Regions from separate parts of the Homo sapiens genome. Here region 1 is linked to region 2. The links are chromatin loops, found by intact Hi-C in ENCODE. Cell type or tissue: Calu3. All regions are shown on one strand. Region 1 has its middle 49 kb from the start of CACNG4. Region 2 overlaps CACNG4 (calcium voltage-gated channel auxiliary subunit gamma 4).

Region 1 (4,000 bases), 60 kb after region 2:
CTATTGTCTATTTTGTGCCTTTTTTTGGACTCTTGAAGGAAACTGTAAGCTTTGCAGACCGTCTTACATCTCTCTCATGTTCCCTATGATGTCCGGCACATCATCGGAGAAGAGGTTGGAGTCTGCAGCTCAGTTTGGAGAGAATATCGTCTGAGGGAGGAAGGTGGGTGTGTTCATGTGTCTGCCTTTGGTCAAAGTAATGTAGTGTAGAAGCCTCCCAGCTAAAGCCAGGCTCACGACCACTCCACCACCAAGTGCCATAGTCACAGAACCCTTAGTGTTTGGCTGGGCACCTGGCCACCTTGAATAAAGACTGCATTTCCTAGCCTCTCTTTGTAGCAAGGTGAGACCCATATGACTACATCCCACCCTAAACTATGTAAGATAATTTGTATAGGTAACTTTTAGTAATTGTCCTTAAATAGAAGGTATTGTTTTCTTTTCCCTTTTCCCCCTAACTGGAATGTAGATGTGATGCCTGGAGCTCCAGCAGCCACTTTGGATCACATGATTATAGGAATGGAATCCCTTTGTGTCACAACAACAAGATAGAAAGCCTAGGTCCCTGATACCATGAGAGCCACACAAGCCATACCTCCCCGCTTCTTGGATATGAGAGAGAATTAAGAATTTTACCTTGTTAAGCTACTATTATTTTGGATTTTTTGTAGCCAAATCTAATCCTATGCTATATCCATGGGTGCCTCTGGGCCTTTCTATCTCTAGTACCATTCCCACTCCTTTCTGTCTCCACCAGCGTGACCCCCATGTAACACAAATCTAGTGACTTCCAACAGCTCTCCATCACCCAAACAATAAGGCTGCCCAAGCACCGTAGTCTTGCACCAGCTCCTTAGTGATGAGGTCCCTTTACTTCTCCAGCCTCGCATCCTCCACTTGCCCTCCACCTCCCTGCCTTGCTGTGATCACACAAAACGATTGGTAGCTCCCCAAGGGGGGCAAGCTCACTTAGGTCTCTGTCCTTTCTCTGCTGCCTGGAGTGTCTTAGGCTCCTTGCCTGCCTGGCCAAATGCCTGCTCACTCTTTAAGGCCCTGCCCAACCATCCTCCCCTTTGTAGTCCATCCAAGCAGGTCTGACAACTCCCATCTGGGTCCCCAGGGTCTCCAGTAACCATATAATAGCACCTAACATCCAGAGCTGCCCCTCTACTCTCTTGCCTGGATTGTGAGCTCTTTAAAGGCAGGGCCTGAAGCTTCTTATTTCTCATTTCCTGGGGTCTGAACAGCGCCCAGCAGACTACAGGTGCCTTTGCTTGCTAGCAGGATGATGATTCCCCTGCACCTGCAGAAATGAGTGGTGTTGATTCTAGAATGCCGCCTCCTAGCTGCTCCTGGAGAGTATCCTGAGCATGCATCTCCTCTCCCGGAGGTGGGCCTGAGGGTGGGCAGATCAAGGCTCAGGACAGGAATTTGGGCGTGACGGAAGCCATACCCTGTGGGACGTGTCTTCAAGATGGCAGAGCAAAGCTAGGACCAAAAACTCCTAGAGAAGACTTAGGGGAAGAAGGGGTGGTGTGTGCGTGTGTGCACCTGTGCACGTGCGTGTGTCTGTGCATGTCCGTGTGTGCATGCGCCTGTGTGTGCATGCTGTGTGTGCGTGCATGCATGTGCTCAAGAATGTGTGTGTGCCTGTGTGCATGTGTGTGTGTGTGTCAGGCATGGGTATGGGTGAGGCTCTGGGCTTGCATATGTGTCTTTCTGGAGAGAGGTGCGTTCGAGGTGTGTGTGGGTGAGGAGATTGGCAGAGACCCTTTGGGCCTTTCTGTGTACATGAGCTGCAGGCACACACGTGTGCATGCTTGTGGGAGAGGTAGGAGTGTAAGATGTGAGGGGTGCACTTGCGTGTGGACTTCTGTGGGTGGGATGAGGGATGCATGCCTTCTGTGTGTGAGGTGGAGGAGTTAGGAGGGATGATCGTGTGTGTGTGTGTGCGTGCACATGTGTGTGTGTGTGTGTGAGAGAGAGAGAGAGAGAAGGAAGAGGAAGATGGGGAGGAGGGGGTGGAATTACAAATGAACAGAGAGAATGCAGGTGAGATCGGCACCTGTGTGACTGGGTGCGGCTCAGGACCTGCGTGGGATCTATAAGTGCTTCCTTAAAGTGACGACAACTGGTTTTCGGGGGCAAAGGGGGTTTTCCGGGCTGCTTGTGCACCAAGGACACATCTCCTGCTATTTCCTGGCCAGTGGGTCAAGTCTGGGCTGGACACCCTGGCAGGAAGGAGGGCTGAGTGCTGCCCCAGTGCTGATTTCCGGGGTGGCTCCTGCCAGCCTCCCTTCCACCTCCCACTTCTGCAGAGCTTCCAGCAGGCAGAGGCTCCCCCTCCTGGGCTGGCAAAGCCAGTGGGAGCTCCATTGGCACAAGGGAGGCTCTCATCATACCACTGTCCCTGGTAGGTGCCTGCCTCCCTCTCCCTGCCCCAGGGTTTCATCTAACCCCTGAACAGCAGTGAAATACTGGACCAGCCACAGCATCAGCAAGACCCAGGACTTCTTAGAAATGGTGCATCTCACCTCCTCCCGAGACCCCAAAGCAGAATCTCTGGGGCAGAGTCCAGCTGTCCACTCGACCAGCTTTCTGTGTCATTATGACACATTCTAAAGTTTGCAAAGCACCATCCTGGACGGCCTCACAGAAGCATCATGGGGTGAAATAACTTGGCCATGGATTCCCTCACTTTTCCATGCACCAAAGGTTTATTGACCACCTGATATCTGCCACGCCCTGGTTTAGGCACTGTGGATATGTCAGTGATCAGAGTAGACAAAAATCCCTGCCCTCGTGAGCTTATGTTCTAGTGAGGGAGATACACAGTGAAGAACACACCAGAATGCTAAGCGTGTCGGGTGTTTGCAGGTGGAGGGAAATAGTCCAGGAAGAGAGGTAGGGGGTGCTTGGCTGGAGTTGCAATGTTCAATGGTCCAGCAAGGGAAGGCCTGGCCAAGAAGGTCAGAAAAGACTGAAGGGGTGACAGGGGTAGCCAAGCAGATATTGATTAGAAGAGAGTTTCAGGTCCAGGTGAGGTGGCCCACACCTATAATCCCAGCACTTTGGGAGTCCAAGGAGGGTAGATCACTTGAGCTCGGGAGTTTGAGACCAACCTGGACAATATAGTGAGAGCCCATCTCTACAAAAAAATACAGAAATTAGCCAGACATAGTGGTGTGCATCTGTAGTCTCAGCTACTTTAGGGAGCTAAGGTGGGGGGATTGCTTGAGCCCGGAGGTTGAGGCTGCAGTGAGCTGTGATCTTGCCACTATACTCCAGCCTGGGCGATAAAGAGAGATCCTGTCTCAAAAAAAAAAAAAAGAGAAAGAAAATAAGAGAGTTTCAGGGGTAGGAAGCAGCTGCCCTGGGGCAGGGAAGCATGCTGGGGGGATCCACGGAGGGGGAAGAAGTGAGAGGTGAGGCCAGGAAAGCACGCAGCCTCTAGTGCAGACCCAGGACTTCGGCCCTGACCTTCTCTTTGCCTCATTTGGAGACAGCCAGCAGCTGAGCCCACTGATGTTGTAAGGCTGCTGTAACCCAGAGGGTGAGAGGGGAGCTATGGAGGGCTCGGATTTCCCGAGATCCTCCTGGCTGCTGGCGGAGACCACAGACCATGTCAATAATTCCAGTGAGAGTTGTCTGTGGCTCGGACGGGGATGGTAGCAATAAAGTGGGTAAGAAGGGATCAGATTCTAGGTGGGTTTTTTGGTTTTGTTTTGTTTTGTTTTGTTTTTGAGATGGAGTCTCACTCTGTCTCCAGGCTGGAGTGCAGTGGCACAATCTCAGCTCACTGCAACCTCCAACTCCCTGGTTCAAGCGATTCTCCTGCCTCAGCCTCCCAAGTAGCTGGGATTACAAGCACATGCCACCATGCCCAGCTGATTTTTATATTTTTAGTAGAGAAAGGGTTTCACCATGTTGGCCAGGATGGTCTCCATCTCCTGACCTTGTGATCCTCCCTCCTCAGCCTCCCAAAGTACTGGGATTACAG
Region 2 (4,000 bases):
GGTGCCCCACAAACACCTAAGGACGACACAGTTTTAAGTAATTCTGCTCTCCAAGGCAGCCCCTGGCCCTGCAGGTGCGTGTGGTAGCTCTCAGAAAAAAACAAGAGAGAGGTGAGGTCTGGTTCTGCACCCAGCTCTGCTCCCTGCCCCGTGGTGCCTGGGCCACCCTCAGGGCTTCCCATGTCCAATCTCATTTAATCGTTCTGATCATCTGATGAGATGGGGGAGGGGAGGGTCTATCATTATATCCCCATTTTACAGATGAGAAAATAACTGAGGCCCAGAGAAGCTAAGGAGTCTGTCCAAGGTCACAGAGCTAACACAGGGCAGAGCAGGATTCAAATGCAGGTCTCATCGATCCCCCACCCACAACCCCCGTCCTATTGACCATCACACAGACTTAGTTCAGATGTCATCTTCGACTCCCTTCTGCGCACGAAGCTCCTGGAGAGTCAGAAAGTGGGGCGGGCTGGATCCGTGGGGCGGGCTGGATCCATGGGGCTTCAGGTATCAGGGAATGAGCCTGACTTTATCACAGAGGGATGTGTTCTCACCAGAAGGTACTGAGCTGGGGAATGATGTGATCTGGTTGATATTTTTACAAGCTCTTTCTGGCTGTGTGTGGAGAGCAGGGAGAGTGACCAGTCAGGACTCTACAGCGGGCATCCAGGCGAGAGATGACAGAGCTGGGAGTGCTCTGAGATGGAGAGAGGTGGAGGGAAGGAAGGCAGTGGGCGTGTGTCGGAGGTGGAGCCCATAGGCCTGGGGAGGGTGAAAGGAACCCCGAGGGATACTGCAGGAGAGGGACTTCTGTCTCTGCTAGGCACAGAGCAGGCTCTTGGCAGCATTTGCTGGATGGATGAACTGGTGACTGAGTGGGCTGGAGACGGAGGGGGCGGTGCTGTCCAAGCGAGACCACACTGGCGGGAAGCACAGCCGACGTGTGAGGTTACCACCAGCAGGCTCCTCCTTGCCAAGGTGTCAGAGGGAAAAGAGGCCACAGCCAACAGTGTTTCCAAGAAAAGGAGCCTGAAGTCACTGTGTCCTGTGTGGTGCCTCTGTGGGAGCACGGCCGCTGTGCTTCTCACAGCACTTTCACAAACATCCTTGGCTTGGATGTTCACAGAACCCTGGGGGTGGGGCGGGGCAGGGAGGACTCAGGGATAGAAAGAAGATGAAGGCAGGGAGGAGGGACGATGGGGAGGAGAAAGGAGGAATGGAAGATGCAGGGAGGGAGGGACCAGGAAGAAAGAATAAAGAGAGGAAGGAGGGAGGGAGGATGGAGGGAGGGAAAGAGGGAGGATGGAGAGGATAGAGGAAAGCTGGAAGGAGGGAGGGAAGTTGGAGGGAGGAGGGTGGAAGTTAGAGAGAGGGATGGAGGTGGGAAGGATGGAGGGATGGAAAGAAGTTGGAGGGAGGGGAGGATGGAGGGAGAAGGGAGGGGAGGACGACAGGAGGAAAGAGGAAAGACAGAGGGAGGAGGGAGGGGAGGACAGGTTTTATTTGCCAATTTGACAGCCGAGCAAACCGAGGCTCTAGGAGGTTGAGTGACAAGCCAAAGACTGTCCAGATGGTGAGTGGCGGAGTCAGGACCAGGCCACAGGTCCCCTGACTCCAATCCTGATGGTTTTCACTCCGGTGCCTTGTCCTCCTCTACCCTGGCCCTGGCCCTGAGACACTGGGAGGTCACCTGACGCGGCAGGGCTCTCGGCAGGTGTCGGTAAGTGACAGGGAGATGCGAGGGTCAGTCACAACCCCCACGAGCGCTGTCTCTGTTCCTGAGTATCAATCTGGGCACTCAGTTCCCACCCCTGAGGCTACTGGAAGTTCCCCAGTTCCTCTCTGCCTCCTTGGGGCCAGGCTAGGGCACTTGGCAAAGTCACTGTGCCAGAAAATGTGATGTTGGGAACACACACCTGGGTGGCTGCCATCCCCAGCCCAGCCACAGCCTGGGTGCTAGGCCCTCTTTCAGCTCCCAGCTGAGAGCCTCAGTCTCTGATTTTGCAGTTCACAGGAGCCATTCAGAACGCCCTGCCTCTGAGAGGTGAGGAAATAACACCGTGGCCTCCACTGGGGGGTGCTCAGCTTCTTCCATTCCTGGACCCTGCAGGCTGGTGAGCTGACCTGGGGCAGCTTACAAAATTTGGGCAACTTATGTCTTCTGGGAAAAATTCCATGGTTCAGGAAACATGGAAATAGAGAGAAAGCGATGATATGTTTTGAATATCTATAAGGTGCCAGGCACGAGAAGGGGTATTTTCCATGTTTTTTCTCATATAACTTCACAACCCCAGGGTTGATTCTATGATGCTCCTAACTTAACAATGAAGGAAAAATTGCTCTCTGAACAACAAAGTTCAGAGAGGTTAGGCAATTTGTCTGAAGACACACAGCTGACAAGTGGGAGTCTGGACTCAAACCCGGGGCCATGTGGCTTCAATGCTGACCGTCTGATGCTGCTGCTTCCATGTGGACTCATGGTGGGGAGGAAAGGGGGAGCTGGAATGAAGATCCAGCCCCTTCCTGTGTCCCTGGGCCCAGGAGGTGACAGATGCTAGTGGCAGGTGAGCCAGGGAGACTGATGATTTTTACTCATTTGGTTTTTCCCAGGCTCTGTCTGGAGCTGGGCTTGAGTCAAGAAACTGCCCTCTACCTTTCCACATTCTCCTTCAGAAATGGGGTGATAGCGGTGGAAGGAGGAGAGGCAGTTAAACAGCATTTCCCGACACCTCCACCTCTGTGGGCTTGCCATGGTAGCAGGCAGGCCGTGTTGGATGTGGTGACGTGGAGAGCTTGCTCTGGGTCTACAGTCCTCAGAGGCAAGTCACGGCGTCAGGGTGGGAGGGAGGGAGGGGTGCAAGAGCAGCTCCAGTTAAAGTCCAAAGCCCTTGCAAGCCCATGCACCGCAAAGCCATCTGATGCGGCGGCTTCCACGTGGACTAATGGGGGAGGAAAGGGTTTGACTCAAGCCCAACTCCAGATAGACCCTGGGAAAAGCCTGCAGAGAGCCTGGGGCCTGTGGGGGCGGAAGTGGCTGCTTTGTAAAGGCTGTGGTGCTTCACCAGAAGGGTCCCCTGTGCACATTCGGGGTTGGCAGCTCAGTCTGTCATTGTCTCCACCTCATAGGCTCACACCCAGGAGCCTCGAAGAATGCAGACACCAGGGACCACTGATTCCACCCAGAGGTACCCTAACGAGCACTCTGCGCGGGGGGCATCCATAGATATGTGCTGGGCACCTTTCCATTCACTGCCTCATTATCCCACTTTCCAGACATCAACAAGAACTCAGAGAGGTCACCTAACCTGCCCAAAGCTACACAGCTGCCTGGAAACTGGGGTTTTGAACTCTAGAGGTCCAACCCCAAAGCCTGGCCTCTTTCCCCTACCCCATGCTGCCTTTTCAACAGAGTCCATTTTAACAGAATGTCCCTCGAATAAGGGGCATCGTTTTTTCTAGGCCTCTGTTTCAGGAAGAGCTGGGCTTCTATTATGAAATATTCCCCTTTTATTGTATGCCCCCTGTGAACACACCTCTGGCCACACTCCTTTCTTTGTCCTGGCCTCCAGGAAGCTCAGCGACAAAGCTGTGGCCTGCCTCGGCCCCCAGCTGGCTTCTGCAGTCGGTACTGTGGACACTAGCTGGACGCAGCCATCATCTCTCATTTTCCTACTTGATTTTTCTATCCGCCCCAGTCCCTCATCTCTTTATTTATCTTGTCCCTTTCTTCCTTTTATGGTTGAAGGGGGAAGAAGTAAACAAACAGTAAAATCACGGGATGTCATTTTCACAGCTTTGAAAAGTTTTTCATTGGAAGAAGTTGATAATGCTAGAAAAAAAGTCCTTTGTCTGGTACCATGTCCTGCCTCGCAGTTCAGAAAAGAGAGTCTCGCGCAGCACTTCCCGGAGTCTCATGGGGATACAGAACAAGAATTGGGGGACGGGACGTTGGGGGCAGATCCAGGCAGGCCCTCCCTGGCCTCTCCCTGGAGCTTAGAAC

Evidence for each region. A loop is a pair of places that touch in the nucleus more often than their neighbours do. Peaks named below come from ENCODE experiments on the same cell type or tissue, not always from the same donor. Only the 100,000 strongest peaks of a DNase experiment are listed, where the experiment ranks them.
Region 1: a loop joins it to region 2, with 14 times the contacts of the local background. A loop is called at or near these places in 12 of 110 quality-filtered maps.

Annotation. Positions count from the first base shown.
Region 1 is chr17:66,913,633-66,917,632 of GRCh38, reverse strand. No RefSeq gene overlaps it. Among named protein-coding and RNA genes, the nearest start is that of CACNG4, 49 kb to the left of the region's middle. In Calu3, a CTCF peak has its summit at 2,367 (motif pointing left); a DNase peak (open chromatin) is centred at 2,312.
Region 2 is chr17:66,973,801-66,977,800 of GRCh38, reverse strand. The region is part of intron 1 of CACNG4 (calcium voltage-gated channel auxiliary subunit gamma 4); the gene reads right to left. Among named protein-coding and RNA genes, the nearest start is that of CACNG4, 11 kb to the right of the region's middle. RefSeq lists enhancers at 414-1,367, 1,368-2,322. In Calu3, no CTCF peak of the experiment used is centred here; a DNase peak (open chromatin) is centred at 2,070.